Regions from separate parts of the Mus musculus genome. Here all the other regions are linked to region 2. The links are chromatin loops, found by intact Hi-C in ENCODE. Cell type or tissue: heart. All regions are shown on one strand. Each heading gives the region's core, and the rest is flanking DNA. Links, peaks and the distances in the headings are about the cores only.

Region 1 (10,496 bases), core at 4,273-6,772, 390 kb before region 2:
GAGTTCCAGAACACCCAGGACTACACAGAGAAACCGTGTCTTGAAATCCAAAATCAAAACCAAAATCATCAATTGTAAAGTGCAACAGAATAAAAAACAGGGCAGGGGTCAGATCTAAAGTAACAAGTTTAGAGAAGAAAAATAGCCGTGAATGGCATTTGTGGTAATTAGGTAGGTACCCGGTAACAAGACTGGACACAGGCTTGAATCTAGAATTGTCCCCCCTTTTCCGTTCCGTCTTTCTTTTGCCATTTGGCAGAAATTTTGCTGTAGCTTAGTCAGGCTCTACCCACACTGTATTTGTCATACCTGCTCATGAACATCAAAATGTCACAACTTGCAGAATGAATGCCAGGCCCTTGAAAGGAAGTTCCAGAGGGAGAAAAGGAGTATGTCCTGTCCAGTAATGAAATGCTGCATGCATCTCCAAAGACGTAAACGCTTGCACACAGGACACCAACATGTGGACATCTGAGTGAAACACATGATTGCCTGAGAGTTAGTCTCTGGGGGATGGGGATGGAGCTCAGTTGGCAGAGTGAATGCCTAGCATGCAAAAGGAACAGAGTACGCTGACCAGCGCTGCAGAAAACTGGGCATGGTGGTAAACTTCTGCAGTCCTAGCATTCAGGAGGCAGAAGTAGGAGGACCAGAATTTCAAGGTCATTCTTGACTACATTTCATGTTTGAAGCCAGCCTGGACTACACAAGCCTCTGTTTCTGCTGGGAAAAGAGTCTCTGAACGTCAAGTTGTAACTGTCCTATTAATGTTACTATGTTCTCTTTCCTTTTGCATGGATGCCTAAGATATAAACATTTACACTGCATCCAAAACCTAAGCTTCCACTAAATGTAAAATAAGAATTCTAAGGCTAGGAAAACGCAACCACAGCTATAGATTCCTTTAAAGCTGTGAAGCATAAAATAATGTTGAATTTTACAACTGATGTCTAGGAAAGGGATTCTACTGGAAGAGAGAAGAAACGTCTTTAAGTATTGAGAAGGAAAAATTGATTCTACTTAGATTTTGGAGGAGGAGTAAAGAGGAAAGGGCTGGGGCTGGAGAGAGATGGCTCAGTGGTGGAGGGAGCATATTGCTTTTGCAGAGGGTTTGGTTCCCAGCACTCACATATACTCAAAACCATCTAGGGAATAACCCTCCTCTGGCCTCCAAGGGCACCCAAGCATGCATAGATGCAGGCAGAAACTTGTACCATAATATATATATACATATGTGTGTGTGTGTGTATATATATATATATATATATATATATATATATATATATACACACACACACATACATACGCATAATGTGTGTGTATATATATATACATATATGTGTGTATATATATATATATACACACATATATATGTGTGTGTGTATCTATATATCTGTATATATGTATATATCTATATCTATCTATCTATCTATCTATCTATCTATCTATCTATCTATCTATCTATAGAGAGAGGTCTCAAAAAACAAAACAAAGCATAAACATAAAATAGGGAAGTCTACTTTAGTTCAGGTTTCTGGGCTGGGTTAACTAAGTCGCTGTGTTAACAGGTTTAGGGATGAAGTTCGTGATAGGGAAGAGAAGAATGAAGAATGTGGGTTTTATGGTCTCAGGCAGGGATGGTGACGGGGTGGTCCTGTGGCCAAGGACTTCATGAATATGCATTCACTGCTGAACCTCGCAGCCAGTTGGATTCCAGCGTCTAAGTCACTTGGGTTTCCTTCTGCCAGGTGCTGTGGGCGGGAGCGGTAAGAATGACAGCAGTCTCCAGCTCAGCGATTGGCTGGTAGGCACCATAAAAGGTCTAACTCAGCGGCGGAGACAGAGTTTGAGCTGGACTTTAAGCAAGCCACTTTTGTATTGGTCAGTGAAGAAATAGAAATAAGAGGACAATGGTAATTGCTGTAGTTGTGGGGGCGGGACTAGCAGGCCATTTCTCACGAGGATTGGACCTGGAGGTTTTGACATCATCCGAGAGGCGTGGTCATGTCTAATAAAGCCGAGAGCCGGCCCTGCACCTGCAGTAAGTTCCACCGCAGTTAGAGTTCCGGGTGTTTCGTGTGAGGCGGCGCTCGACAGTTCCGTCTGCTTCAGCCGCAGTGTCTCCCTGCCCGTCTCGTTGCATTCTCCAGAGAGGGGACGGACCTCCACTTCCTCTTTCAGAAAAATGTGAGTTGACTCTGCTCTAGGGTCCTCGACACCTCTTTACCGACTCTCCCCCGCAGTGTCCGACTCTGCGGGACGGGAAATGGCGCATTGCAGCAGCTGCGGCGACGCCGGGAACCACCAGCTCGCGCCGCCCCCAGACCGGGCCACCCCGGACTGCGGGCAGCGCTCCATCCCGCACCAACTGCAGCTGGCACTCCATGGCAGGGCGAGGGCGCGGGGGTCCCACGTACACCGCACCCTCCCCTCTTGTCTTTGTATCGTGGAACCCCAAAGGGGAAAAAGTGGGGGAGGTATAGATTCAGACAGGAAACTCGGAGACCCTTTCTTGTTTGACAGACTCTTAAAGCCTCTGGGAAGACTTATAGGTGTTCCTGTCCATTCTTGACTTGGAGTGCCCGCAGTCTCTGCGTTATGCATGCCCCTCACCCAGAGTGTGATGTACCTGCCTCATGGCTGTGAGCAAAGCTGCAGAAACTTAACTTGCTAGTTCTGTGGCGCCTTGCGAGTAGCTCAGAAAGTCTCAGGGGACAGTGGTATGAAATCTTAATGCAGCTGTTTATGCTAAGGCGATTTCCAGTGATCAAGTCCTAGCCAAATAAATATTGGAGGAGAAATAGGGAGAACAGTGAATTCTTCATTTTATCCAAAACACATAGTTTAGCCTTTAGCTCTTTTTGGCATCATCCCCTTCTGTGGCCAGATAAATTAAGAACTTCCCTTTAGGATCACATACACACAATGAAGAATTTTCTTTCTTTTCATTTATTATCTGAATCTCTTGCCTGGTGCTAGATTTATTTGTGTTTGTTCCCTCTTCCTCTCTCTCTCCCTCTTCCTCTCTCTCTCCCTCTTCCTCGCTCTCTCTATCCCCCTTCTTTGTTTGGCTTTTCCATATAGGGTTTCTCTGTGTACCCCTGGCTGTCTCAGAATTCCCTCTATAGACAAGGCTGGCCTTGAACTCAGAGATCCACCTGCCCCTGGCTTCCAAGTGCTGGGATTAAAGGTGTGCACCACTACACTCTGCTTGTGTTGCCTCTATTGGCAAAAGGGGGGCAGGATTTTGTATTACATAAGGGTTATAACTCCCTGAATAGGTTAGGGTGGAGTGTTTCTACCTGCCACAAATAGTAAATAAAGTGAGTTCTCCAAAGCTTCACAGCCATTTTATCCGTTCTCTGCATTAACATTCTGTGCAGTTTTTACAAGCCCATAGATCTAGATGTTTAGGGGAGGGGAGGGGTCCTTCTTAGTTGACTGGCTGCAGGTAGTTTCATGTGTGATGTTTGGAAGGAGGTTGAGAAAGCATGGTGGCTAGCAGGGAATCACGAGGTCTCTGACCTTAATCTTGTCATTGGTGCCACCATCCTGGACACCTTCCAACACTAGCTGCTACCAACTCATTGAAATCCCTCCCTCTGGTCTAGAACTAGATTGCTTAGCTAGCTCAGTAGCAGTGCAGATCCTGTGGCTCCCATGGCTTTGCAGATTCCTCTATGTTTAGGAAGGAAATGGGAAAGCGGCCCTTTAAGTGGAAGAAGCTGGTGTAATCTGCTAATAGAGTCTTTCTGAGGGGCTTCTACATCTTGATCTTAGCCAAAAGGCCGAGAAGCGGTTGGGGTTATTACATCGTGTCTAGAACATTTCCCTTAGTTATGGAAAAAGAGATTCTGCATCTTGGTTCTGTTGTAATTAATCAAGGAATTTACTTTTTTTTTAGCAACTTTCTGGTGGCTTAACCTTTACTGTACTTATTCTTGGACTTTTCTAGCAAAGATTTTTTTTTTTTTTAGCACTTAAGAAATTTCTATTCCCCATCAAATTTTAGCTTTCTCTCTTTACCTTGCTTCTGTGGGTTTAACTCTGGGAACTCGTTAGCTGGTGACTGTCAGAGAGGAGTTCATCTTCAGGCCCCACCGTTGCTTTAACCCCAGCAGATGGGGAGGCAGAGGCAGATAGATCTGTATTTCAGGCTAGCCTGGTCTACATAGAGAGTTCCAGGACACCCAGGGCTTCGTGAGACCTCATCTCAAAACAAAACACCCGAAACACAAACCAAACCAAACCAAACCCACTCTGGATTATTCCCTTCTAAGGCCGTGGGAACGCTTTGCCCTCAGCGGTGCTGGTGGAGAGACTTGAACTCACAGCAGTGTAGTTCAAGCTTCCTTATCTGACACGGGACTGGGTAACTATCCTGAGACATCGCCCAGTCTGAAGATGAATGGACAGAGTGTCTGCTGTGTGTACACTGAGGACTGTTTCTAGCATTTTTATTTCTGGTCTGTGCTTTTCGGAACGACTAGTATAATTGTTTTAGGTCTCAGATTCATTTTAAATGAAACTCCTGGCTTCTCTGCCAAGAACAGAACAACCGGCTTGGATTCACTCCACCTATACAGACTTTGCTTTTGGTGATTCTCCAAACTGTCTTTGCAGCAGCCGTGATGTTCCAACTACAGTGTGAAGCCCAACCGGGAACCAGACCCTGCCCCAAGCAGGACCGTCGACTTGCCCCTTTCATATTCACACTTCAGATTCACGTGGCCTTACGATTTAATGTTTTCTACAAATTTCTCTTCCCCTGGATTGGGTTGTCCCATCTTATTTCATGTGAGGAGCTTGTAGTGGCCAGGCAAATTCCATCTAGGTCAAGGCTGGCATATTTGTCCCTATGGCCATTGTGCCAGAGGATGTGTCTGAGTTTGCCTCTCAGTACTTGGGGGTGGCTGAGGAGCTAAAATGCCTTCCGTTTTCAATCAGCATTTGCTTTGGTGGTGTGAGGTGAGGATGCATAGGATTCTTTTCTTGTCTCAGTTACGTTGTGTACTGTTTGCCTCTCTCCACAGGTCTGCTCCAGCTCAACCGCCTGCTGAAGGGACAGAAGGAGCTGCCCCTGGTGGGGGTCCTCCTGGTCCTCCTCCCAACATGACCAGTAACAGGCGGTTACAGCAGACCCAGGCACAAGTGGAGGAGGTAGGCGCCTGGCACCCTCCGTGAGAGTGTCTAAGTCAAGGATCGGTTTACCCATCTTCCTCTTTTTTATAGGGGAGAGGCTCAGGGGGTGGGGTGGGGCAAAGCGTGCCATGGATCCAAAGGCCTTGGCTTGTGATCTCCCAGGCATTATTCATTTTCTCGGTCTCTAGGGGGGAAATCTCAGCGTCTTTATTTCTGCAATCTCCTTAGGTGGTGGACATCATGCGTGTGAATGTGGACAAGGTCTTGGAGAGGGACCAGAAGTTGTCAGAGCTGGATGACCGGGCTGACGCCTTGCAGGCCGGAGCATCACAATTTGAGAGCAGTGCTGCCAAGCTAAAAAGGAAGTACTGGTGGAAAAACTGCAAGGTGAGATTCCCTGCCCCCTCCAGCTTTTCCTGCCTCGCTCCCCTCTCAGGAGGCAAGAGAGCCATTAACTTCTCATTTTCTTTCCTCTGAAATCTGGAAGCCTCCTTGATATGTAGTACCTGTGTTGGCCACCAGGGTAGGCTAGAGTAACAGAACCACTAAGAAAGCCCTAGGTAGAGGAACTCAGAATTTAGACTAGTGAGGTAGCTCTTTCTCATTTAGTATCTTCTGCAGAAAGTCTCACCTGGCTCTTTCCTCAGACACCCAGCAGCCATACACTGGCTCAGTATATGTATTTAAACATCCACAACTTCTGTAGCCTGAGCAGGTACTTCACAAAGTTTGCCCATCCATTGGAATTCCAAGAGAAAAAAACAAACAGGCAACAGGAAGTAAACAACATGAGGCTGCAGGTCCTATGCTCCTGAGGTTGTGACCGTACAAGAGGCAGAGGCCTGTGGGTGGTCCCATCTCTGAGTGCAAGGGCTCATGCTCTGTCCCCATCTGTCTCCTCAGATGATGATCATGCTGGGAGCTATCTGTGCCATCATCGTGGTAGTGATTGTAAGTAAGTATCGCTGAGGTCGCTGATGGGGTGAAGAGGTGGGAAGGTCCTGGAGACTTCTCCCAGCCCTGCCTGCCTGCCTGCCTGCCTGCCTGGGGAGTGGGGCCGCTCTGCAGAGGTATGGAGACGGCTACTGGGGGATCGTCGTCTGGTTTGGGAGGGAGGAAGGGCAAAAACAAGGACATTCCTTGATGGACAAGCCGCCCCCCTGCAAAGGATTGTGGGAGATTGCCCCTTCTGCTGAGGAGGTGGGTTGAGCTGTTTGCCACTAGCTTGGGTCCAAGGGAGACCTTGGGGCTGGGGTGCCTGTTACTGAGAGACCTGAATGTCTGGTGATGTGCTGTAACTTGCCCTCTTGTTCTCTCCTGTCTCTTTTTTCCTTCTCCGTCTGGGACTTGCTGGTTCCTGTGTCCAGTCTACTTTTTTACTTGAGAATGTGCCATCCCTTCCCTGTTCTCCATTGCCACCCAAGCTCATGTCTCTTCCCCTCTGTTTGCTTTCTCAACAAACTCCTCCATCCTCCGTTCTCCATCCTGGCCCAGGCTTCTCCATGACCCTTCCTTTACTGTTGCGTTCATTTGCACCCTTCCTCAAAACTAGAAATGCTGCTCGTGGTCCAGTCCTGAAGTCACTACCCGAAGACAACGGCTGGCACCTCCTCCTTACCCATTTATCGTGTGCCTGGAGCTTAAAAGAGTTGTGGCCAAAGGGAAGGAGGGGGCCGGGAATGGCAGAGGTGAAGTGTCTGAGAAGTTAGCATAGCTGAGGGGAGGAGAAGGGTATTTGTGTCCATGGTGTCTCCAAGAAAGGCTGGCCTTTGGCAGGAGGGGAGCAAGAATAGTTGGGAAGTAGTAGCTTGCTGCCAGTGCATGTGTATATGCACATGTATATGTACATGCACATGTATATGTATATATTAGTTGGGAACTGTTGTCCTTATTTGAAACTTTTCTCCCATACCAGGCCTGCCTTTGGTCCCAGAGGTCTGTTTAAAGACCAACTTCAAATCCCTTTTAGAAAAAGTCAGACTTGTATTTTGTAGCTACTCTTTACATGTCAGTACAGGATTTTCTGTGTCTGTGGGGAACTTTACAGCCTTTCGCTCGCTTTGTTCTCTGTAGGCCTAGGAAAGGCGTACTTTCTGGTTGTAAAAACACCAGGACACTCTTACCTTCTCCTAGAAGCCATCCCACATGCTTCTCTTCATGTCACCTGAAGCATTTGATGTTATTCATGAAGGCACCAAATAATTTCAGGGAATCAGGGGCTTGGAAAATAACAAGCTTTCAGGAGTGTGCTTCTTGCCATCTCACTAATGAAAGGCCTGTCCCTCCCTTGTTGTTGATCACGAGAAATGAGAGCTGCATGGCAAGACTCCCAGGCTGCCACAGAACACTTTCCTCCACACTACCCTGTATGTAACACGGGGGGAGGCAGGAGGGCCTTTCCAGAGTTAGAGAAGTCCACTGATCCCGCAGCTCAGTTTTGGATAGGAGGGTCCAGGCTGTGTTGGTGTGCCGTTGCGCTGCTGTGCGGCATGGGCCTCGCATCCGCAGCTGCCTGCCACTCTTCCGTTAGTTCTCCCTGCAGCCGCTGTGCCCATCCATTCTGCATTGCCTCCTGTCTTTCACTCCCTTTGCATGCTGTGTTTGTTGGAGCCGAGGATAGGAGCTGCACAGTCTGTCTCGGGGGCTTCTTCTAGTGTCATGATAGGATCCCGCATGGGACAAAGCCAGGTGCCCGGCGGGTGGAGGGCAGGGTGGGAAGAGGAGGGCAATGTTCTCAGACCTCTATTCCTTCTGTGCTCTGGTCCACAAACTGGAGGAGGCAGGGCCGTGCTAGGCCGGGGGTCCACTTCCCACGCAGCAGCCTTTCGTTCTGCAGAGCCATCGATCCTTCCTTTCCCTTGGCCCATTTTCCACCTTCCCTTCGTGCTGCCTCAGGGCAGGGCTGAAGAGCTGGAAGAAAGCAGTCAGTGTAGCCTCCCAATGTCCCCCGAAGGTCTCCACTCTGCTCTGGGCTTCCCTTTGCCTAGTGCAGGGAGCCATCTCTGGAGAAGAAGCAACACTGTCCTTGGTGTGTCCCAAGCCTGGAGCGTATGTTCCCTGTTGGCCCACCCAGCCCCAGCACGGGAATTATTTCCTGGGTTTCTGTCCATCTAAGGCTTAGGTGTAGTTGGCATTCGTTCTTCTGGGGGTGTTAGTCCTTCTACTTTCTATCTCACCTCACCCTGAACCCCCTTCTGTGTCTCTGCAGTCTTCTCTCCCTCCCACCACCCATGTGCATGAGCAAATATGCAGCTAACCCTGGGACTTTGCAGTCAGTTGAAGCCAAGCTTCCCACATCTCCTCTTTGTTTGCCATGGGATGATGTGGGGCTTCCATCGTGTCTGTCATTACCTCTGTCTCTTTCCTAACCCAGTCTCACAGTTTATGTATAGTAGTAAGAGTTGTACTTCCACCAAAGGCATGTGACATATTTACCAATCTCATGTATTCTCAACAAAGGCGAAAAATACAAATTCCTACCACAACATTGACTTGATTGTTGTTTGGGCTGTGCTGGGGAGGGGGAGAGGAAGGTGGTGTCCTATGTTGGCTCTAGGCCAGAAGGGCTGATGTGTGTATTCTTTGTTCTTCCTGGAGATTAAAGTCTCTGTGTTGGCAGCGGAAGTGGTCTGTGTCTTAGCCTTCATACCTGAAACAGCCAGGCTTGCAGGTGCTGGTGAGAGGAAGTGCTGACAGGAAGCTGAGTGGGCACCAAATGCTAGCAGACAGCTGCAGGCTTTCTCAGCCCCTCCCAGGCCTCTCCACCTGCTTGTCACCTCTTGGGGGAGGCTTCCAGCCCGTACCTCCTTGGTCCTCATGCATGATTTGTTCCCCTCTTCAGCTTCATTTCTATTTTCTTTAGTTTTTCAAGACAGGGTTTCCAGTGTGCCCCATTGTGCTTGCCTTGTAAGTAGATTCTCCATACTAATTCTTCTGAAATAGCAAGTTCACTTCAAGATCTAGTTCTGTTTATTGTATGCGTGTGAGTGTTTGCATGTATGTATTTACAACATGTGTGTGCCTGGCATCCAGATCCTCCCCAGAGCAACCAGTGCCCCAGCCACGGGGCCATCTCTGCAGCCCTTCCCCCACCTCCTTTTAAGACATTGGTCTGTTCCTAATGTCTGCAAAAACTAGCTTCTAAACCCAGAAAACCTTCCCCCCACCCACGAGACAAGGTTTCTCTTTGTTGCCCTGGCTGCCTTGGAATGTACTCTGTAGACCAGGCTGTCATCAAACTCAGAGAGATCCCCCTGCCTCTGCTGCCTGAGTGCTGGGATTAAAGCATGCACCATCATTCACAACTTAATTTTTAAAATCTTAATTTAGGGCTGGAGAGTTGGTTCAGCAGTGAAGAGCACTTGTTACTTCTGCAGAGGACCTGGGTCCAATTTATAGCAGCTATATGGAGGATCACAACCTCCCACCCCGACCCCAGCCCTCTGTGTGTCCCCGGGGATCTGACACTCTCTCCTGGTACCAGGCACACAGGTGGTGTACATACACACTTGCACACAAAACACTCAACACACATAAAATGGTAAGATAAATAGATCTACTAAAGAGAACTCTCAGAGGACCTAGGTCTCGTTTGCAGCACCCACATGGCCACTAACACCTGTAGGTAGCTACAGTTCCAGGGGATCCAGGGCCCCGTCTGACCTCTGCAGGCATCTGGGTGCGTGTGGTACACATACACACAGGCACACTCATGCACAGATATTTTTAAAGATGCATTTGTTTTTATTTTATGCATATACCTGTTTTTCTAGCATGTATGTGTGAGTACTACATGCATGTCTGGTGCTTTAGGAAGACAGAAGAGGGCGTTAGACTCCTGGAATTAGTTACAGATGGTTGTGAGCTACCATGTGGTTCTGGGAACCAAATCCAGGTTGTGTAGAAAATCTACCAGCGCTCCTATCCACGGGTTGCTATCTCTCTAGCCCCCCACTTTACTTTTGATAACAGACATCATAATTCATGGTCTTTATAGGCTCGGATGCACTGTATCCATAAGGTATTTCATAGCAGTGAGCACAAGGAAGCTCTCGTGCAGCTGAGGGAGTGTTGTATAACTCTCCCAAAACTCCTGGCAGCTGTCTGAAGGGTCAGAACCCTAATATCTGATGATGTAACGGTGCAGATGTAGCCCAGGGCCTCTGCTTCGTACCTTGAAACAACGAGTTGGGAGTTGGAGCAGCTAGGAATGTTTTGGAACCAACAGGGAGAGAGAGAAGAAAGTGCGCTGTAGTCACAGCATGTTTTTATTTTGACAGTGTTGGCATTCATGAGTGGTCACAGCCTCTCCCGCTTCCCTCACTTTGATCCTTTTTCTAAGAGAATTTTTTTAC
Region 2 (2,500 bases), core at 1-2,500:
CACAGAGAGAGGGAAGGCAAAGGCGGAGCCATTGGCCCAGCCTTTATTTTGACCACTGGCCGTTGAGATCCACATTTGGCTCATTTCCTTTTCAAAGTTTGTTTATTGAACACCCTCCATCCATGGGTGAAATCCCAAGAAAGAATAGAATATTGGGTCGTTTCTGGCCCGGAAAAGACCCAGTCTAGAGCAGCGGTGGGTGTGGGAGCTTAAAGTTGACTTGTATGATAGATGCGCTGCAGTGACCCTGTGTGGACACGGTGCTGCGACATCTCTGCTCTTGCTAGCTTCTGCTACTCTAACCACCGTCTCCGGTCAGTGGGTCTTTGGGGAACGCACATTTACCCGTTACTGAGCCAAACGCAGAACTGTACATTGGCACCAGAAGCCAGAGCCAGATAGATTAATTTTGGTAGCAACAGAAAAGGGAACTGGCTTTGTTTGTGGGGAAGAGGGTGGGGTGAGGTATGGATGTTAGAGTCCCTGAGGCTGGCCCCAGAGGAACGGGCAGGGCCACGTCTTGTTCTGCACAGGCTCTCCTTTCTCTTCAACAGCCAGGTTTGCAGAGGAGGCTTGTGCGCTCCTGACGTCCTCCAAGTTCGAGGCCTGCCACCACGCAGTCAGCCCTCTGCCCTATCTGCAGAACTGCCGTTATGATGTTTGCTCCTGCTCCGACAGCCGGGATTGCCTGTGTAACGCAGTAGCTAACTATGCTGCCGAGTGTGCCCGAAAAGGCGTGCACATCGGGTGGCGGGAGCCTGGCTTCTGTGGTGAGAACTCCATAACCAGTTAACCTCCTTTAGGCAATCAATTCAAACTCTTCTGACAACTTGTGGGTCTGGGTCCACCTGTCCTTTTCAAAGGTACTTTCTTTGAATAATTTCATTTGGAAACAGGCCCCAGTGACAAACTTGGGGCTACAGTTCTTTTGCAGCCATTTCTCCTGCCTTCTGCTCTTGGCTGGTAATGGGGTGGGTTCCTGCGTAAAAGTAAGTTGGAACTCCTTACAGAAGCCATGGACTTTGGAGTTGCATAGGCCTGGCTGAGAGTGCCTGTAAATGCTGCCACCTAGTGTTCATTCCTTGTATGAGCATGCCGTGGTGTGAGTTTGGAATGCTGGAATCCTTTGCTTGTAATGTCAGGCAAGGCAGACGTGGGACCTGGCCCACGGTCTTTGGCATCGTATAAAGTTATGCAGCATTGAATAATGCCATTGTTCTAGTTGAATTTGCATCTGTCCTAAGCTGTGGTAGATTCCTGCCATCAAAGATGGTCTTTGCTCCTGCACCGTGGTCCCCTGGGCAGTTAAACCCTGCTTACTGTTTTGTTGTTTTTCCTCTGGAGACATTTGGCTAGTGTCCAGGCTTAGACAACTGGGAGACAGAATCTTGAAGCTTCCTTTTGAGACCTCCCTCGGAGGTGCCTGTCAATCACACTGAGTGAAGGGACAGCTGAGGAGGACTCTCTGGGGAGGTGTTCTCGATCAAAGGTTTGCAGAGGTGCTTTTGTGTCAGAGAGAGGTTAGCAGGGCAGGAGTTTGGGCAGATAGTCTGGAGGAGGAAGGTAGGTGGAACTCTGAGTTTCAGGGTGTGGGCGTCAGATTTCCTTAAACTAGAGTTACATATGGTCACGAGCCACCGTATGAATGCTGCAGAATACACCAGCATCCTGTGCAAGAACAGCTAGTGCTCCTGGTGGCCGAGTGGCCTCTTTGTCCCTCAGTATTTTTTCCTCTTAGTTTGTGTTGTCATTTTGGTTGTTTATTGAGATAAAGTTTCACTCTGAAGCTCAGGCTATGCCAGAATTCATGATCTTGAACTGGTATTGGATTCAAGGTAATCCACCTGCCTCAGTGCTGGGGAAGCAGGGGGACAGTAGTTAGGGGAAGTGGTAAAAAAAATAATAACATTATGGACTTGATGAGACATACATGTGTCAGCATTGGTGTCTCACGAGCTTGTGTTTGGAGTCTTAAGCAGTGTCTGATGAAAGACGGGACGAAGGGAGACATGCTCTGTTCCAAGGAGAGATGGATGAAGCAAGTAGGAATGAAAGGGACACCCAGTGCCCTCCTCTTCCATCCAACCCTGGACGAAGGGAATACTGACAGCCCAACGGATGTAGTATAGAATTTTCTAGAAGTTTACCTGTAGTTTAGCAGCTCTGTGTCTCTAAGCTCTTCATTCCAATGACCCTTACTGTCTGTCTCCTTCCTAGTGGCTGCCTTCTAGCACCTGGGGAACTTAACTAGTCAGCGCTGTGCTGTATTAGGAGTTCTGCATTAGCCATATGCAATGTGATGGCATCAGAAGGCTGTGCTAGTTTAGGACATTCTTCCTGAAGGTCAAGAGCCTTTGGGGACATTCTTTCATCTCTTGGGAGCAGCAAAGAAACCTCCATAGAAGAGACTATGGTCCATGAGGTGTCTGACACTGTGGTAATGGGGGTGAGTTAGTTAAGGAGCTCTAACTTTCTGATACAGTTTCAAGTGCTGGCTGGC
Region 3 (10,496 bases), core at 4,602-7,101, 89 kb before region 2:
AGAGAGAGAGACTACAAGTCAAGGAATTGGCAGCTTACAGAAGCAGTAAATGTATGGTCATGAACTCTTTCTTGTAGACACTAAAAAGCAGGTAGCCCTAACCAATCAGATGAGTCTCGCCCAGTGAGATCCATGTGTCAGATACGACCTCAAGAGCAATGCTCAAAAATATGTGGGCTAGATTGGTGGAGATCCATCATGGCAACAATGAAACCTATACAGTTTATGCTGGAGATCTAACCCTATCACTAGGGAGACTGCAGAAGTGTTTAGTTCCTCCTGCTTATGCATGGGGTCTGGAGTCTGGTGGCTCTGGGCCGGGATCCAGACCTAGCCACAGACCACTTGTGCAATTTGGGACAACTTATGTCACCCATGAGTGTCTGTTGTAGATGCACAGGGGAAGTAAGAAGAATACTTGACTCACGAAGGTGCTCTGAAGATTAAATCAGATAACATTTTTATCAAGTGTTTAGCCAAGTGTATAGGTGCAAGTGTTTAGCTGAGTGTATAGGTGCAAGTGTTTAGCTGAGTGTATAGGTGCAAGTGTTTAGCCGAGTGTATAGGTGCAAGTGTTTAGCCGAGTGTATAGGTGCATACGAAATGCCCAAGAAAGGATGGTTATTGACACTTTTAATTGTACAGCTACAGTGACAGCCACACAGTTTCCTCTGATTTCTATGGCTCTCACTGTCCTCTCTTCTGACTCCTTAGGGGTCTAGGAAGTTACCAGTGAGTCAGCCCTTGGGTTTTACACAGCCCTCCTCCTTGTCTGGTGTGCCGGAGTCTCTTTGTGATGGGCACTCTGGCTGGCAGTGTAAGAGCTGGGACTCTGTCCTGTGTCTTGGGGGTGATGTTCTCAATGACTGCCCAGCACAGTATGCTCTGGGAGTAGGCAGCGTCTGCAAGGGGCTGGTGTGCACTTTCTCCGAGTGAGACTCTCTACTCCTCCCCAAAGGGGCATTTTAAGGGCACAGTTGGACCCTGGCAGGCCTATGTTCCTTCCTGAAAGTGTAGACTCCCAGAGCACTGGAGTCCTTCAAGGTTCCTCTGAAGTCTGCACAAGGCAGCATTTGTGAGTTCCCTGCTCTTTGAGTTAGGTAGGAGGTGTTTACTGCTGGGTACATCTGCTGAGCAGAAACTTTCCCTCCCAGCCTGGGAGCCCACCATGACTTACCCTCTGGGGACTCATCCAGTAAGCCTGCTTCTGGGAGGCAGAGGTGGGGGCCCTGTTCTAGCCCTGCCCACTTCCTTGTTGGGTGGCCCTGGGATTGTGAGGTTTTTTTTTTTTTTTTTTTTTTTTGAACTCTTGTTTTTTTATGAAATTTGTTTTCTGTTTGAAAAGACATGAAACACCTATAAGGGTTGGTGTGAAAACATCCTAGCTTCAGGCCTAGCCAATGTCTTATGACTAACGCATCCCTCCCTCCGATCCCCTCCAGCCACGCCTTCTAGGTTCCTTACCTGTTCCTTGGGGAGGGGGCTACCCTACCCTCTCTGTTGCTCCCTGTGCAGGACACAGAACTGAACCCAACCTCTCGGGTTGGGCCTGCCTTAATTGTCTGGAATCTCCTGCTGCAGGCCAGCCTTCGCTTTTAGCCCCTCCCTGGGGTTGCTTTCTCTTCCTCCCTCCTCAAACCCACTTCTTCCCACCACACAAACCCCACAGATGCTAATACTCTTGCTGGGCACAGAAATATCATTGTATTTTTAGCGCTGGCCCTGCTCCATCCCACGAGCACCCCTCTTGGCATAAACTTGGCCAGATCTTCAAGTTGTTGTCCCCAGTCCTTGAGCCACAGGAATGTGCTCACCCCACAATATTTATATGGCTCTGCCCACATCTCTCCTGCCACCATTTTGCCTCTGTGACTTGCATGACTAGTATGTACATATTTCTTCCCTCCTACATCACACGCGCACGCAAGCACACACACACACACACACACACACACACATACACACACACACACACACACACACACACACACACACACACAGAGCGAAACTCTAGTGTTTTCTGTCCCTGTCCCTATCCCTTGACCATCCTTCTGGCAGAGGAACTGCCCCAGGAATACCAGCCCAAAGGGTACAAGGAGAGGTAGAAAGAGGGAGACATGCTTACTCTTGGTCTTTGAGTCCAGTTCCTTGGAGATGTGAGCTCAGACTCCCCCCACATACACACAACATGCCTTCTGTCTTGTCTATGTATGGCATGGAGTTAACCCAAGATAGCCAGTTTTCTGAGGCAAAGCGGTTCACCCAAAGATAACTGCAGTTTCCTTTTCAACTTAAAATTAAAGAGGAAAAGTCAAACAATGAACTTTGCCCCACTTTGGATAGAAAATGTTAAATCTAATCCTGGTAGAGAAAATGGTTCTGAAAGCCGAGAGCTATGTATTTCTTCACACTTAACCTTTCTCTAAGCCAACTCTGTTCTCTTTTTTTTAATGAGAGAGCGAGAACAAGAGAGTGAGCAGGTGCTTATACCATGGTGGACACGGAGACATCGGAGAACGGCCTCATAGGTCCTTTTATCTACCATACTTGAGACAGGGTCCTCTGTTGTCTGGTGACTTGTAAGCCAGGCTGGCTCTCCTGCAAACCTTCAGAGCATCACCTTCTCTATGTCCCGCTCACTGTAGGGGTTCTGGGATCAGAGATGCTTGCTACCATCCTTCAGGCGGGTTCTTGAGACCAGAACTCAGATCCTCACTCTTGGGCAGCAAAGCGCTTTCTTTGCCCAGGTATGGTTGGTTAGCTTGGATTTCACGGTCAGTCAGCAGACTGCTTCCTGGGGACTGGTCCTGGATTAAGCTTTCTCGAGGCAAGAGGCTTTCCATTCTCATTCGTCTGAGCCCAGGGCGTGAAGCATGCTAGGCAGGCCCTTCATTCTTCCTTGGGTCTCCATTTCTCAGGGTGATACCCAGCCTCCTTAGGGTCTGTGGTGTTATCATTTATTTGTTTGGTACACTGTCCCCCTTCCCCAACACACTCTGAACTCTATTTCCACAGTGAGTGCTATGGCCCCAGTTAGGATCTTTCTCTCCCAGTATCTGCATGGCTGGTTCCTTCCTTTCTGTGGTTTTCTGCTCAGCCCAGAGCTTCCAATGCATTTCCTTCTGATTTGATCCCACAACTGCCATCTACAGAGTAGATTTCATTTTTATTTTATTTTTCCTTTTACCTCCATCAAAACTTCCCAGGGCAAAGGCTGGACCTTTTCTCCAGGGCCTAGCTAGAAGCAGGCCAATACCACAGTGTTCATTTTTATTTGTGGAACATAGGAAATGGTATTTAGTGGGCAGAGGAAGCCTCCTGGTCCAGGCAGCTTATGCCCTGGTAGGTGGGTGGATTGGTACTTGGTGTCCCTTAGAGGACAGAGTGGCTGCCTGTTAGTCAGGCAGGTCATACTGAAGTCTCAGGGCTGGGACTCGGAGCTCACTTAGAGAATGCTCTGGGCCATCTGCCAGTAATTCCTCTCCTTCCCTTCCTGAGCAGTGAGTTAGCTGGGCTGGAAAAAAATGTCAGGAAATAACCCCTGCTAGAGGGGTCAGTTTGGAGGTAGTAGTGTTAATGGTCAACAACACAAAACATACTCATATAGCCTTCCTTATGTTGTCTACAAGTGAGGCTGTTAGGAAGTTGAGCTGTGTCCCCTGTATTCATAATTAGGGACCTAAGCCCGGCTCAGTTGGAAATCATGTTGGTGCAGATGCAGCCGGTTGTTAAGGCGAGGTCACACTGGAGTGGGTGGGGCTTTAGTCTCATGTGATTATTGTCCTATACAAACATTGAACTTGCCTAGAAAAGAGTGCCAGCCCGCCACAGAAGAACACGCACTGGACAATTCCAGTTAAGTGGGACCTAGAAGAGAGTCAAATGATAGGCAATAACAGTGGTTACTAGAGACTGGAGATTACATGGGAGAACAAGAAGCCAAGGTTTCATGCACAGATATGGAGTTTCAGGGTGGGACAGACTAAAAATTCTGGAGCCCGGTAGTGAACCTTAATGTTGCTTTGCTGTAGAGTTAAAAATGGTTAAAATGGTTTCTAAGAGTCAATTTAATTTTTCTTTTCTCTTTTAAGGTTGCAGTCCTTCATGGGGGGGGGGGTTGGGGCAGAGGGATGGGAGGGAGAGTACTAGTGGCAGAAGTGATGGACTGTTACATTGTATCTACACACCAGAAGCAGAGTGCTAGATGCTGCTGCTCAGACACCATCTCCCTTGTATTTTACTTTACTTTGTTATTGAGATGGTATCAAAATGTAGCCCTAGCTAGGCCTAAACGCAGGATCTTCTTGCCTGAGTTTCCACCACACCCTGAGTCTGCTATGTATGTTCGACAATGCTAATAAACCTACTAAAGTGGAAATAAGGAGGCAACAAAGATACGCGGAGATGGTTCACGAGTTTGGAGACTTTTCATCGACTGGACCACAGAGATTGCCAGCAAAGAAAGAATCAGCAGCTAGGAAAGAAGAGCCTGGCCCATCTCGCTCAGAGCCCACAGGAGGGTTCAATTCGGCCCACACCACTCTGCCCATACCTACCTGCCCACACTTTGATCTCTGACTTTGGCTCCAGAGTCTGGAGACAGTACAATTCTCTTTAAACAACCTAGTCTGTGGTGCTTTGTTACCATAGCCCCAGAAAGACACAATGCCTCTCTGTGGCTGGCTGGCACCCCTCTCCAGCCCCCTGGTTTCTGGAGAATCGAGGACAAGCTGGCTTCTAAGGGCTCTCCGAGGCTGTTCCACCCTTCCCGGTTCTTAGCCAGTCCTGCCTCCTTGCTTTCTCTCTTCCCTGCTGTCAGAGTGGAGATGACTTGAAAGCCAGGGATCTTCAAAGCTTGTTCAATGCCCTATCCTCGGGCCTGGGTGCTCCCCCAGCCCCACCTTGATATGAATTTGTAAAAATGCATATGTATAGGAGGGAGTGAGGAGTGAGGCACTTTCCTCTGATCTCTATCAGAGTTGCTTTGACAGAATGCTTGTTGCTTAGAATAAGCAGGGATAGTCATGGTGACAGCTAGGCAATACAGAGCCTGTGGCCTCTCTAGACTGAGGTGAAAACAGAAAGTCTGGCTGGGTCTGCCTTTGTAGGGCAGGAGCTACAAGAGACAGAGGTAAAGCCTTTCCCTTAGGGCCACTGAACACAAACATGGCCCTGGTTCTAGTAATAAAGGAAAAAGGCTTCCGTGTCATCTGAGGCAGAACCCGCAAGAGGATGGGGACAGGAAAGGCAGAATAGACACTAGGGTCAGTGATAGGCTCATTTCCAGACCCCGGGAGCTCACAGTCTGCACAGGGAGGCAAAGGCCTGAGAGCCTGAGAACAAGGCCTGGGCTGCTCTCCCGGGGCCTGCAGAGGCAGCTGTGGGAGCAGAGGAGATAGTCTGACAGCAGGGTTTGCAGAAGGCTGCATGGAGGAGGTGCCAGCTGAGAAAACCTTGGCAGAGGGAGGGAGGGGTGGAGAATGGGAGGCATACGGTGGAAGCAGAGAGTACCAGGGTGGTGGGTTGTGAAAGGGCCATGGGAAGATGACCAGTGAGGGTCCCTGTGCTTGGCTAATGAGGGAGGCACTGGTACAATTCCCTGTCCCAACTGTTGGGTTACCCTCCTAAGGGAGGTTTGAACAAACATCTGTTCACCTCAAATAGGGCACCAACAATGACCAAAGAAACCATTCCATGTTCATCTCTCAGGGCGGGGTGGAGGTGGGGGGACGGGGCAGGGGGCAGAGGGAAGAGACCAGTGAGTCTTCTGAGCTTGCGAATCACAAATTTCTGAGCTTCCTGATTTATATATATATATATATATATATATATTTAAGACCTGGGGTCCTAAGATTTGACTCCAGGAAGGAAGTGCAGAGGAAGTAGCCGTACAACACCAGACATCAGCTTGCACTCTCATCAGGGTTGATTCTAAACTTGTCTCTCCAAGGCTTGGCTGCCTGCCAGCTTTTGAGAGGTGACCGAGTCACGAGCACCCAACTTTCTAAGTGGATTGATGGCTGTACTTGTTGGTTTGGCGTGTCAACTGGACACACGCTAGAGTCATCAGAGAGAAAGGAGGAGCCTCCGTTGAGGAAATGCCTCCTTGAGATCCAGCTGTAAGCCATTTTCTCAGTTAGTGGTCAGTGGGGGTGGGACAACCCATTGTGGATGGTGCCATCCCTGGCCTGGTGGGTCTGGGTTATATAAGAAAGCAGGCTGAGCAAGCCATGAGCAAGTAGGCCAGTAAGCAGCACTCCTCCATGGCCTCTGCATCAGCTCCTGCTCCAGGTCAATCCCTCCTTGAGTTCCTGTCCCGACTCCTTCCAGTTATGTAGTAACTTCCAGTTATTTCGAAGTGAATGCCAAATAAACCCTTTCCTCTCCAACTTGCTCTTTGGTCATGGGGTTTTCGTCACAGCAACCCTAGCTAAGACAATGGGTTAATAAATAGCCAACTGGACTATTAGGGGGTAGGGCCTGGTCAGAGGAAGTAGGTCACTAGCATGTGGTGTGTGTGTGTGCCTTTGTAGTGTTTATCTTGCCCTCTGCCCTTTCCTCTTTGCTCCCCGGCCACCATGAGGTGAGCAGTTCTGACCCAGCACGCCACATTTGTCATAATGCTCTGCCTCAGAGAGCAGAGGCCCAGAAACAACTGAATCACTCACCGTGTCACAGACTGGAGACTCTGAGATATAAGTATAGGAAATAAATTCTTCTTGATTTTCTTTTTGGCCCTGGGAATTGAACCTAGTGTTATAGGTGAGGAGTCGAGTCTGTGGCCACCCACTCAAGTTACCAGATCTCTGTGTCTGAGGGCAAAACATTTGGTCAGCAGGGGACACCTGGTTAGAGATAGAAATAGAGACAGTTTGTTAAGAAAAAGAAAGCACTTCTGAGAATGGGGCTGGGTCTGTGAACTGAGGGAAAAGCTTGTTCTTAGAAGCACTGGGTCAGGAAATCAGTGACCATGTTTAGGCCATCTACATAGCTCCTATCTGTCCCAGTTCGAATAAGGCTGCTTTCTCAGGGATGCTCTGTTTGCTGTTTGGAGCCCAGTGAGTAAGGACTTCCAGGGTTTGTCTGACAACTGGCTTCTTTCATATGTTAATCTTGATGTAACTTTCACCAGTCCCCAATCCTCTGAGAGACTTGGGCCTAAAAATTGGGGTGGTGGTGGACAAAGAGGGTGATGATGAATTAACCTTCTATAGCTACGTTCATGTTGATGAGGGTGTAGTGGCTGCTTAAGAGGAACCACAAGATCATCTATTTACTGCTAAAGAGAAGCGTTGGCTTTCAGTGGTAGGAGTTGATTGGAATTCCTGCATTGTAGGGTGTTTTGTTTCAAGTTGTTACATAGCTTAGAAGACACAAATGTTACAAAATCGGGACTATAAGATGGAAGCAAGAGTAAAGATTACACCAATGGGTGAGCATAGAAGGTCTGAGAACCAGGAAGCCATGCTTGTGCTTGTTTTAGAAGAGCCATCCTCTGTGGCTGTTGTGGGTGTGAACCTTTAGATTGTGTGATGGTTTGTATATGCTCGACACAGGGAGTGGCACGATTAGAAGGTGTGGTCCTATTGGAGTAGGTGTGCCACTATGGGTGTGGGCTATAAGACCCTGATCTGGAAGTCTGTCTTCCACTAGCAGCCTTCAGATGAAGATGTAGGACTCTCAGCTCCTCCTGCAACCATGCCTGTCTGGATGCTGCCGTGTTCCTGTCTTGATGATAATGGACTGAACCTCTGAACCTGTAAGCCAGTGCCAATTAAATGCTGTCCTTATAAAGAGTTGCCTTGGTCATAGTGTCTGTTCGCAGCAGTAAAACCCTAAGACAGATTGTTAAACATAAGGCCAGTGGAGAGATGGCCCAGTCATTAAGAATGCATACTGCTCTTGCAAAGGACTCGAGTTCGGTTCTCAGCACTCACATTACACAGCTCGAAACTGCCCGTGACTCAAATTCCCAGCTCCCTCTTCTGACTCTCATGGGCATTTGCATTCACACTTGCAGAGGACCTCCTCAACACACATATACACATAATTTAAAAATATAAAGATAAATCTTAAAACAAACAAAACAAAACAAAAGGTGGTTATAGATTAAGATTGTGTCAGCCAGGCAGTGGTGGTACACACCTTTAATCCCAGCACTTGGGAGGCAGAGGCAGGTGGATTTCTGAGTTTGAGGCCAGCCTGGTCCAAACTAGTCTACAGTTCTCTTGTGTGCTTCCAAACCCAAGAGGGCTCCTTGGCTCTTGTTCCTAGAATAGCGTTTTACCTGTGTCCTGCCAGCCCAGAGAGAAAATTTTGTCTCATACCCAGAGTTCCTTCCATGATGATTCTTCCACATCAAACGGAGAGAGCTGTCAAAGTCTAATTGCTATTTTTTTTTAAAGTTTCTAGCGTCTCCCCTATCCCCCTAGTAGGCTGAAGCATGTTACAGGAGTCATGGTGTGTATGTATGCATGTGTGTATATGGGGTGGGCTGGAGGGGCTCCAAGCTAAGTCAGTAGGAGCCTAATTGTTTCACCTTTAAGGTGAGGCGGCTCAAGGCCATCCAGCTGGCTTTGCCTCGGGTTATAGAGCAAAGACCACAAGACCTCTCCCAAGCCTCGTGTGCTAAAATAGGCAGGGACTTTCCACTCTTTAGCATTCTTACCTATGAGGCTTTGAGAGGCACACCCAAACTGCAGTCTCTTCAGGACACACCTAATTGCATTTGACATCTATTTAAGCTTCTATATTTTGCTAACAATTAGGTTTTCTACGTACAATAATCAGATATCCCTCTAACCCCGAGGCAGGTTGAGATGAAACCTGGTGGTCAGCCCTGGGATCATTCACCACCCAAAGGTATGGCTCTCCTGAAGGCTGCTTGGATCTGGTTAGTGAAGGTTCAGGAGTGAAGTGGCCAGTAACACTGGAATTCCAGCTCAGCTAGCTGGTCAGCGTGCAGGATGATTTGGCAGCTCTGACGTCAGCAGGAGTCTCAATAACAGCAGTGGTTTGAGCTGCCGATGGCAGTCTCTCTCAGGGTCTTTTAGGATTTATGATGAAGATGACGTCACTTTGCCTCCTGTAGAGACTCTATCTGGAAATCAAGGTTGGTGTTGCCTCTGTAGATTTCTGCTGCAAGGGATGAGAGAACATCCTTTTCCTTCATCTTCAGGACATCAAAGACTCCAGACATTGTGACTTTTCATTTAAGTTATGACAGGAATTAACAGTATTGCTGAACAATGTGGTGTGGATCCTATCTTGGGCAATGGAAAGCTGTCTTTTGTTTTTCTTTCCATCTGTTTTGTTGGGAATGTTCAGTCCAGTGATGAGACTAGGTCAGCAATTGGCTCTTGCTTCAGGTCTCTCTTACTCACCATCTAGAAGGCACTGTTTCAGCAGATGACTCTTTGAGGTCCAACTTCCCTGTTTTTTTTGAAAGTTTTTGGGCTAACATAATTATTTGTGTCATTAAGGTGAGGAATACTCGTTGGATAGTAAAAAGCAAAGGCAGGAGTATCTTGGTGAGTTGAAAGTTGTACCCATTGGGAAGGTGGTAGGAAGGTTAGAGCCTATTGTGATGTGGGGGCTGAGTGATGTGGAATTTGAGGTTTTTGGGAGTCCCCATAAGAGAAGCGAAAATCAAGACCAGAGACAGATTTGGATGCAAGAGGTGTGCTAGCTGCCCAGCGGTGCTCTGGGGTCTTCGGAGGAGTTTCTTAGTGTTTACTTGAATTGCCGAGACTCTAGGTTTGAAAAAGACACAAGGATGCTAAAAGTGCCCGAGGTTACAGACATTTTTCTGAGGGGGAGTGCTGAGGGGAAGGGGGGAATGGGTGACTGGAAGCTGGACCTCATGTGTCTGTCTTAGTTAGGGTTTTACTGCTGTGAGCAGACACCATGACCAAGACAACTCTTATAAGGACAACATTTAATTGGGGTTGGCTTACAGGTTCAAAGGTTCAGTCCAGTATCATCAAGGTTGGATGGAACATGCAGTGTAGTGTCCAGGCAGGCATGGTACAGGAGGAACTGAGAGTTCTACATCTTCATCTGAAGGCTGCTAGCAGAATACTAACTTCCAGACAATTAGTGATAGGGTCTTAACACCCACACACACAGTGACACACCTACTCCAACAGGGCCACACCTAATAGTGTCACACCCTGGTCCAAGCATATACAAACCATCACAGTGTCCCACAGGACTTCATTCCCTCCTTTTGTTATTTTCTTTATATGACCCACTATCCATGTATAAAAATAGCTATTCTGATTTCTTTCATGGTAGTCTTGAGGTAGCTTTCTTCAGTTCTTATTCTGAGAGCCATGGCTCTAAAAAAATCTTTTGGAGGAGCAGAAAGGTAATGATCAATCAGTTTTCTGTAACTACTTTCATGTTGGTGAGGATACAGTCTCTGCTTAAGAGGGGGCCACAAGATTCTCTACCTACTGGATGGAGAAGGGAGACCTTGGCTTTTGTATAGGAGG

Evidence for each region. Peaks named below come from ENCODE experiments on the same cell type or tissue, not always from the same donor. Only the 100,000 strongest peaks of a DNase experiment are listed, where the experiment ranks them.
Region 1: it touches region 2 in a loop (3-fold over the local background); 2 of 42 quality-filtered maps call a loop at or near these places.
Region 3: a loop joins it to region 2, with 2.7 times the contacts of the local background. A loop is called at or near these places in 20 of 42 quality-filtered maps.

Annotation. Positions count from the first base shown.
Region 1 is chr6:125,213,541-125,224,036 of GRCm38, forward strand. Vamp1 (vesicle-associated membrane protein 1) reads left to right here and starts at 2,041. Exons shown (of 5, transcript NM_009496.3): 1 at 2,041-2,187; 2 at 5,034-5,160; 3 at 5,371-5,529; 4 at 6,046-6,097; 5 at 6,510-8,766. The coding sequence starts at 2,186. The coding sequence ends at 6,526. It also overlaps a transcript of Tapbpl not described here. In heart, for the core only: a CTCF peak has its summit at 5,662; a DNase peak (open chromatin) is centred at 5,216.
Region 2 is chr6:125,603,576-125,606,075 of GRCm38, forward strand. It overlaps Vwf (Von Willebrand factor), which reads left to right. Exons shown (of 52, transcript NM_011708.4): 15 at 555-770. Among named protein-coding and RNA genes, the nearest start is that of Vwf, 52 kb to the left of the region's middle. In heart, for the core only: CTCF peaks have their summits at 1,074 (motif pointing left) and 1,273; DNase peaks (open chromatin) are centred at 326, 706 and 986; H3K4me3 peaks cover 155 bases; H3K27ac peaks cover 212 bases.
Region 3 is chr6:125,509,664-125,520,159 of GRCm38, forward strand. It overlaps Gm26728 (a long non-coding RNA gene), which reads left to right. Exons shown (of 6, transcript XR_869432.2): 6 at 1-167. Among named protein-coding and RNA genes, the nearest start is that of Cd9, 20 kb to the left of the region's middle. In heart, for the core only: no CTCF peak of the experiment used is centred there; a DNase peak (open chromatin) is centred at 5,998; H3K27ac peaks cover 1,085 bases; H3K27me3 peaks cover 270 bases.